Regions from separate parts of the Homo sapiens genome. Here region 2 is linked to region 1. A link is an interaction called in ENCODE POLR2A ChIA-PET data of the cell type or tissue named here. Cell type or tissue: B cell. All regions are shown on one strand. Links, peaks and the distances in the headings refer to the core of each region. The heading gives the core; the rest is flanking DNA.

What was found. Peaks named below come from ENCODE experiments on the same cell type or tissue, not always from the same donor. Only the 100,000 strongest peaks of a DNase experiment are listed, where the experiment ranks them.
Region 2: POLR2A ChIA-PET joins it to region 1 with 5 read pairs; 3 of 35 experiments call an interaction of 5 or more read pairs at or near these places.

The regions. Positions count from the first base shown.
Region 1 is chr6:163,773,282-163,777,670 of GRCh38, forward strand. No RefSeq gene overlaps it. Among named protein-coding and RNA genes, the nearest start is that of QKI, 360 kb to the left of the region's middle. In B cell, for the core only: no CTCF peak of the experiment used is centred there; no DNase peak of the experiment used is centred there.
Region 2 is chr6:163,659,460-163,663,848 of GRCh38, forward strand. No RefSeq gene overlaps it. Among named protein-coding and RNA genes, the nearest start is that of QKI, 250 kb to the left of the region's middle. RefSeq lists an enhancer at 1,986-2,125. In B cell, for the core only: no CTCF peak of the experiment used is centred there; a DNase peak (open chromatin) is centred at 1,902.

The DNA.
Region 1 (4,389 bases), core at 85-4,084:
CCTCATCCCCTGAGAAAATCAAACCGGAATTTGATTAAGCCTCTAGATCCAACTTCCATGCATAGGAAAATCTGAGGGCAGAATTATCTAAGTCGCAGTTACCATTAGAGCACAAAAGACAAAATCCAGCATGTGAAAGGTCTCCAGAAGAAAGGCGTTGAATAGAGGGCAAGAGTGTGTGCATGAAGGGGAGTCTATCATCACAGACACTCAGGAGACAGACATATTGACCAAACACAATGTGTGGGTCACATTGCATCCTGATTCAAATGAACTACTAAAAACTCTGTAGCACCTGGGAGGCAATTAGAAATTTGAACACTGAGTATGTATTACTATTTGATAAATAATGAGTAAGACAAATTTCAATATAACACTAATAAGGAATTATTAAGTATGTGATAATGGCATTGCAGCTATATCAGAAAAGATAAAGTGTCTTTGAAATTCAGACTTGCACTGGTTGTCTATAATAAAAACCATAAAACGTCAGTGGCATACGACAGGAAGACTTGATTGTTCACAACTCTGGGCCGTCTGGCTAGGTGGCTCTATTGATCTTGGCTATATGTGGCTGAGCAATTCTCCTTTCTGCCTGAATTGCTTACACAGGTGTCAGCTGGCTGTCAACTGATCTAGGATGGTCTTGGAGGGACAACGAGGGCAACCCCATGTCTCTTCTTTAGCAGGCCAGCCCAGACATGCTTTCATGGCTGAATAGGAGCCAGCCTGGTCATGGGAGCAATTTTCAAGCAAGTCTCTGCTTGAATGTCACATTTACTAACATCCTGTTGGCCAAGGTGCATCCCATGGCTGAGCCCAGTGTCCAAGTGAAAGGGCACCAGGAAGTTCCCTGCAGCGCTGTGGGTACTGGAAGAATGGGCGCCATCTTCATGACAGCAGCATGCTAAGTTACAGAAAGTGAGCGGCGTTCTAGACAAAGCAAGCTCATCTGTGAATGGATCATGGCGGAAACCTGACCACAGTATGTTGGGATTTATGTGTTTGACATTTTCTATAATAGAAAGGCAGATCAAAAATAAGGCTCCAGTGCCTCCACTCAGGAAAGCTCAAGTAGGTTTTCTTGAGAATTTTTAGTGGATACCCTGTTTTGCAATGTTCTTTTCTTTTTCTAATGAGGCTGAACCAGATTGTAATGCCATGAGGCTTCTACATGGAGAGCTGGACGTTGGTGAGGATTGGGTGGAGAAGGCCGGGTGGAGGCTGGGCCTGGGAGAAGAGCAGCAGATTCCCAAACGTACTGGTATTGGTGCATACTCTGAGAAAGACATCTCAGAGCACTTCTGCCGTCAGTTACGAAGTTTCAATATAAGAATTCTTTCTACACATGCCTGCCTGTCTTTTCTTGTGACGCTTTGACAGAAGAATTGTTTTCCTTATGTGTCACATACTATACGGTTAGACACTAACACATGTTTGTTTGAGCATATGACAATTTCAACCTGACAAGCTTGAGGCTTTCCTTCTCCTCTCTCTCTTTCTTTCCTTCCTTCCTTTCATGCACTTATTTTAGAAATATGTATGAAACTTCTCTTAGAGGCAGGCTCTGTGCTAGGTACTCGCGATAAAAGGGTAAACTGAAAAACAGATCTAATTGAGTCTAGAACTTGTTATTTCAAGCTGAAATTCATAATGCATGCAAAAACTCTATGACAGCTTAGGTCCACCAGGACACTCTTTTTATGATATTTAACAACAGAAATTCAGTGCAAAGTCTTCTAAAACTAAGAAACTACAAAACTACCGCCTGTAAATCCAAACCTTCAATAATTCTTTACCTTCAGATCTTTATATTCCAAGTTATAAATCTAAATTTTTTCTGAAAATAATTTTTATAGCCAAATCTCTGCAAATTGTATATTTGGGTCATGTTGACCAATTTGCATACAGTGAGGTTGGTTACACTCAATAACCAACACAGGTGAGGTGTGTTCTGTTCATTTTTCTGAGAGAACATGAAAATGATCAACTGTATTGCTTCATTATTGCAGTTTCACTGAATTGGTTTTACATATTCTACTTGTCTCGTCCACAGCATCTTATTTGTGGCACTTCTCTCTTTTTGGTGTGGTGCCTTGGGCATGTTGAGCTGTCAGGTAGAGAAGAGACGGTTTATGCCAGAAGTAACACTCCCATCTCTAGTTAGCTTTACTCTCTTAACTCACTGCCAGACTTACTCGTGTCCTGAAGGGGTCACTCTGGACTCTGAGAAAACTGAGAGAACAAGGTTTGAAACAGCCACACCCAGTGTGCTCAGGTAAGTGGGAGGAGACTTCATTTGTCTGGGAAATGTAGCCAGGCTCCTGCTAACTCCAAGAGGCATCACATTGGAATAAAAGCCCCTTCTTCCTTTTTTTTTTTTTTTTTTTTTTTGAGACAGAGTTTCCCTCTGTCACCCAGGCTGAAGTGCAGTGGCGTTATCCCAGCTCACTGCAACCTCTGCCTCCCAGGCTCAAGTGATTCTCGTGCCTCAGCCTCCCAAGTAGCTGGGACTACAGGTGCATGCCACCACGCCCGGCTAATTTTTGTATTTTTTTTTGTTTTGTAGAGATAGGGTTTCGCCGTGTTGGCCAGGCTGGTCTCGAACTCCTGGCCTCAAGAAATCTGCCTGCTTTGGCCTCCCAAAGTGCTGGGATTACAGGCTTGAGCCACCGCGCCCAGCCTAAAAGCGTCTTCTGACAAACAAAGGTGTGTTTTTGTTTGCTTCCCACCATTATCTATTTGTAACTGCTGATGGCTGCTAGGAAGATCAGTGGCACCTAAGTTGATTTTGCTTGATTGAGGAAACCTAGCTCATTGTAAACTCCAGGTAATGGATGGGATAGTCTTCTCTGCATTTTTTGTTTAAATTGAATTTTATTTCTGGGTGTCTATGAAGAATGCAGCCTTTGTGATCTCCTTAGGAACAGATTCTGGTTTGTACCAGGGCTATTTCCAAGAAGACAGTTCCAGGCTGGAGCCTGTGTGCCTTCCCGCTGGTTTCTTCCAGAGTCTCCTTGTGGAGAGAAAAAAAATCCCACACACAAAAAATGTACAAGGCTAGTGAGGGTGATGCTATACATATGCATTAAAGTGTAAGGCCAGCAGGTCCTCCCAGCTGTTAACTAAATGCATCAGCTCCGGGCACAATGGGTGAGCTTGTTAACCTTCCACCTCTGCTGAGGGAATTGGCAAGGGTGAAGTTGCTGGTGTCCTTTTGCATCTACAGCTATTTGTAGTACCAATAAAATGCTCATAATGGGCCCAGATGGTGATAGGGTTTGCTCATGAGCATCCTTGAACAGCATTCATATGCCTAATTGCAAAGTAAAGGAGCAACGTTTTAGTTTTTTAAATGAGAAGAATGGACTTTGGTGGAGGTCTGGATTTGAATCTGGGCTTTGCCACTTTCTAATTAAGTGACTGCTGTCAGGTTTTTGAGCTGGCTGAGTCTCAGCTTTCTCATCTGCAGGACGAGAATAGCATTAGACATCCCCAGCTCCCACGGGTGTTGTCAAGATTCATTAAGTACTGCTGGTAAGGTGTACAGCATAATGTTTTAACAAAGAGTAACTTTAAAGAATATTGATGATGAGGATGAGGAGGAGGAGGAGGGAGGAGAGTTCTCCCAAGTCCTGTGACCTGGAGACGCAGCCCCACAGAGGTAAGGTAAATGTTCCCAGGCCTCTAGCTACCTCTTCCTTGTTCCTCAGTTATTTGGATCTTTATCTGTTGAGGGCTGGTGTCCACATCTTCATCTCTTTATCAATTGCCCCTTCAGGAGGTTAGCAGCAGCCTCCGCATGAGCTCTTCTCTAATCCAAGGTCAGCAGGATGTTGACACCGTTGTTTGTGCGGCGCTTTCCCTCCACTGCGCTCTTTTGATATTTTCTTAAAATTTGATCCCTGATAGCTTGAATAGGGGCTCATCCCTGAGACTGAAACTCCATCCGAATATGTGGGTAAAGAGGTTCTTTGTACCTACTGAAAAGTGTTTTGCAGATAACTGTAGCTCTCTACTCAGGCTGTGGCTCCCACTGATGAAATATCCTATTGGTTTAGAGCCGGGGTCTGGAATCTGTCAGGCCCACTGCCTGTTTTTGTAAATAAAGTTTATCTGAAACCAGGCAGGCCCACTTTGCACATTATCTATGGCTGCCGCTCCCATAACAGTACAGGGGGGTGGCTGCATGAGAGACCATAGGGCCCCAAAGCCCACAAGGTTTACTGTCTGGGCCTTCACAGATAAAGCTGACCAACCTTCGGTTTGGAAAGCAGAAGGCTGTAGATCCTGTAGCACAGCCTAAGGACTTTGTGTTTCTGTAATTCAACATGTCATATGGGAGAGGTCTTATTTGGGAATTTAAAAAGTTTCTTTCATTAACTTTCA
Region 2 (4,389 bases), core at 238-4,237, 110 kb before region 1:
GTATTCTAGGTTGGAAATAATTTCCCATTAACACTGTGAGGGATTTGCTCCAGTTTACAATATTGCTGGTGAGAAGTTGGATGGCATTTTGATCTTTTGATGCTTTGTACCATATCTATTTTTTTGTTTATTTTCTTCCTGAATCTATTTTCACCATAGTGCTGGACATTCAATGGTTCTTTCCAATTTGTAAACATGTGTTCTTCATTTTTTGAAAAACCTCTATTGAATTTTTTTTGGATGATTTCTTCTCCATTTTCTCTGCTCTGTCTTCTGGAACTATTATTATTTGGACATTGGATCTTGTAACCTGTCCTCTACTTTATTTATTTTAATCTTCCTATCTCTTTCTCTCTTCCTTCCTTCCTTCCCTCCTCTACCTTTTAGGAGATTTACTCAGTGTTTAGATTTCAATGTTCTATTAGATAGGATAGGTTTGGCTGCTAAAGTTGAGACATAGTGGCACGCACAAGTTCCTTCTCTCTACATAACAGGCCAGGCATGAGTGGTCAGGGCTGATGTCATGGCTTTGAGGTATCAGGGACCCAAGTGCCTCTACCCTGTAGCTCTCCCGTCCCTAAGGTGCTGGTCTCTTTGGTGAAGTTCAGGGTGTTCCACTACCATGTCCATATTCTTGCTCTTGGTTAATGGGAGGACACAACTTAGATGCTGCACACATTATTTTTGTTTACATGCTCTTGGTCAGAGCTTAGTCACCTCACCGCTTCTAACTACGGGGGAGCTGGGATGTGTGGTCTTTATTCTTGAATCTCATGTTCCCATCTAAAAATCGTGGGTTCTATTACTGTAGAAGAAGGGGGAGAATAGATATCAAGTGATCACTGAGTGTCTCTGTCACAATTCTCACTTTTGGTAACCCAAATATCCATGTACTTTCTTCCCCCACTCTCAAACACATTCACACCTTCCTAAGAAAGAGAACTTGAAAATCAAATTCACGGACTGCATCCCACTTAATAAGGTTCCTGCCTGCCGGCCCACCTTCACTCAATGCCCTGTGGAACCAGGATACATGAGCAGATAACCTCAGCAAAACTCCCACTGAAAAGGAGAATGGAGAAACCCACAGGAATTACTGTCCATTGTGATGCTCAAATCCTACTGGAGAATACGTGTTGGTGAGCCCTCCTGGCTACACCTGCTCTATGGAGGTGCAGTGGGCTGGGCTCTTTGCAATGAGACTCTGCACTCTAAGAGATGCTTCCTTGCCCATGATCCTCTATGGCCATATGGAGCATGTGCCCTGGAGACCATGCCCTTCTTTGGGACTAATGGCTTTTGTAGTCCATTTCCTGCAGGTTTGGAGAATCAAGAGTTTCTAACTGGTTAGAGAGTCACAGGCTTTTACAGATCAATTTGTATTTCTTTGGCAATGCAATCTACTCCAAAACATACACATCTTTCAGTCTATTTTCTCTAGCCAGTTCCATGTGTAGGAAACAGCCAGGAGTCTTATCTGGACAGTTTTTGAGCTTGATCTCTCGTGTATTTTTTGCCCCAGGCTTCTGTGTTCTTCCCATCTTCTCTTTCTCTCAATATAATAGTGGCCCCTTGAGGGTGTCTGAAAAAATGGGCTTGGGTGGAAGGCAACACTTGTATTCTGATTTTTGCCTGCTGGGCTGGCTTCCCTGATCTACCCAAGAACTCTTCAGGAGAGGTAACTGAGACAGGATTGGGGTCAGGCTTTTCTTTGCTGAGGCTCTCCCTCTTTAGAGCCACCCTGCTATCACTGCTTCATCTTGGGTCACAGAACCATTTGGCATTTTTCAACCCTGCAAAGCTGCCAATGCCCAGACTCTTAGCCAGCAGAGACTGCAGGCTGCAGAGGAGAAAGCTCACTTACCAGGGTTGCATTTCCTTCCATCTCTGTTTCATTTCCTCTCTCTCGCAGGCTTTTCTGAAAGGAGCAATGAGCAGACAACACATCTCAGCAGGACACAGTGTGGTGAGGCCAGGTTCATTGCCCCAGTGATGGGAAGGGCTTGGAAGGCAGGGCAGTGGGCCCCTGAAGGGGAGGCTGCATCATCCCACTGGCAGCTCCTGAACTTCTGTGTAGGAGGGGTTATGGGTAGGAAGACACTAGGGCACTTGTCTTGTGACTGTGTCTCAGAGTGGCATGGTGTGCAGTAGTCACTGCAGGGAGTTCTGGAGGAGTTGCTGTGGATTATGGGGGTTCAGCTCCCCCTGGGCCAGCCTGTGCTTTCTCTCTGGGCTAGAGCAAGGGGGGCACCTAAGATGATTAAGAGGAAGCTGGATCTTAGGCAGGTGATTAGGGCCAACCTCATGGTTTTGCCTGGGATCTGCTTTGTTTCCAAATGGACACAGGCAGAGAGAAGCTGTTGCAGAACTGTTTTTGTCCTTGAGGGTGAGTGAAGCTTAGCAGAAAAATTAGTCCCCTTCCCTATCTATGAATTGCTCCCCCATTGTTAATGCCTGTTTTAACTGGAGCAGGTCAGTGCGGGTCAGGAGGATTCATGATTTTATGGTGAATGAACTAGAACAGATATGGGATTACTGGCAGGAATTCAAAGCTCAGACACTTTCCTCAGACCTCTGACTTGCATAATGAAAATTCAGCTGCTCAATTCAATTGGGAGCCAGGTAAACAAGAGAAGGAAGGGTGAATAGGAAAAGGTAAATTAAATCATGAAGCAAATGTCAAGTAGAGGTAAAAGTAGAAGTTAGGCCTGACAGGGGGATGATTTTTGATTCACAATCAGTATTTCCTCCTACATTTCTGATGGGATCAATTTGGTAAGTGGAGGCTGCTGCCTGATGGAATTTGTAGAATCAGTTGGAGAAGGAAACTCCTGTAACCTCTCCCGCTGAGGAAGGACGCGCATCTGGTCTTTGTGGACTTCCCGGCTGTCCTTCCGCCTCCTGTTCCTGATGTGTTTGAAATCCCCAGCATTAACTGGGATTCCCTTCCATCACCGTGCAGCCTTGTTCAGTTCTGCTAGGGGATCAGTTCTTAGCACAAAATAACCCAGCCGTCCTCCACTGCAGCCTCTGGGGACCGGGGACACGGCAGTTTTATTTGTTGACTTCCAACTTCAGTCCTGAGCGGTGGGCTTTAGAACGAGCCTGGCTGTCTTTTATTCTTGTGTAGACTGGTTTTCCTCTAAGACCAGTGTCTCCCAGCCCTAGCAACTCCCTCCTCTGCTCCCGTGGAAAGCCTATGGCCCTGGGAGGGAACGCGTGTGACAAGGACAGAAACCCAGCGTCCAGCCGCAGTGTGTGCGGTCCCCTGACACAGAGATGTAGATTCAGTGACAGAGCCCAGGCCACTGAGCCATTTCCCTCTTTACTCCTGGGCTCGGGAGTAACATATTCAAGGGACCTCTAAACAGAAATATTGGTTAGTCTGTGGATTTGAAGCAAAACAGAGAAAGGGCTTGCCCAGATTCCTCCCCGTGCTTCACGGCAGGACCCAGAGTCCTCAGGCCCTTCTGGACCCCCGCCGGCTTCATTCCTAGACACTGAGCCATGGTCCCTGCCCTCTGGTTGCAGGGGTGACATGGGCATATAGAATGACAAACTCCAAAGCTGACTCAAGGCCACGTGGGGCTGAGTGTCCAATGGAAAAGGAACAGGAGGGTGGCCCGGGAGGTGGTGCAGAGCCCAGCGCTAGGGCCAGTGCACTGGGGTTTCAGCACCCGAATGGCTGCTTATCAGTGGTGACCTTGGGTATGTCCATTGTCGTCTTAGTGCCTCAGTTTCCCCAACTGAGAATGGTAGCTAATAATAGTACCTACAACGAGGATTCGATTAGTCCTTCCCAGAAAGCCCTAAGCAGAGTGCCTAGCTCACAGAAGCTGTTCCGATAAAGGCTAAACTGAAGAGCCTCCTTCCTTGACCTATATGGCTTCTATAAGTTCATGGGAATGAGCCCTCTCCTCTGGTTGGGCCGAGCAGAGGAGGCTCCATGGAGGAAGAAGGATCTAAACTGGGCCTTGGGAGATGGTTAGGGTTTTGTTAGGTGAGGAAGACAAGGGAGGGGGCTCTGGGAGGGAGAACTGCGAGAACAAGGCCTGGAGGCAGGGGAGGTGGAGGGGCCGCTTGCTTGGAGTTGGGGACTCAGTGCTGTTGGGTCGCCCACTCCTGATGGTCACCTTTCTGGGTGAGGAGCTGGTCTGGATGAATCCTGAGAATGAATCACGAAAGGATGCCATAGCTTCTTATGGAAACTCCACTGGCATGTGGGCATGGGAGCCAAGTTCATGTGCCGGAGAGAAGCCGCCAGGGCTGGCTGCGGCAGAGAGTTTATTTTGGACAAAAGTGAGGGACATCAAAAGCAAGCTCGAAGCAAGCAATGGCTGAAGGCAGGGAAGGAAGGTATTATCAAATGTCATCATGGGGACACCGTGA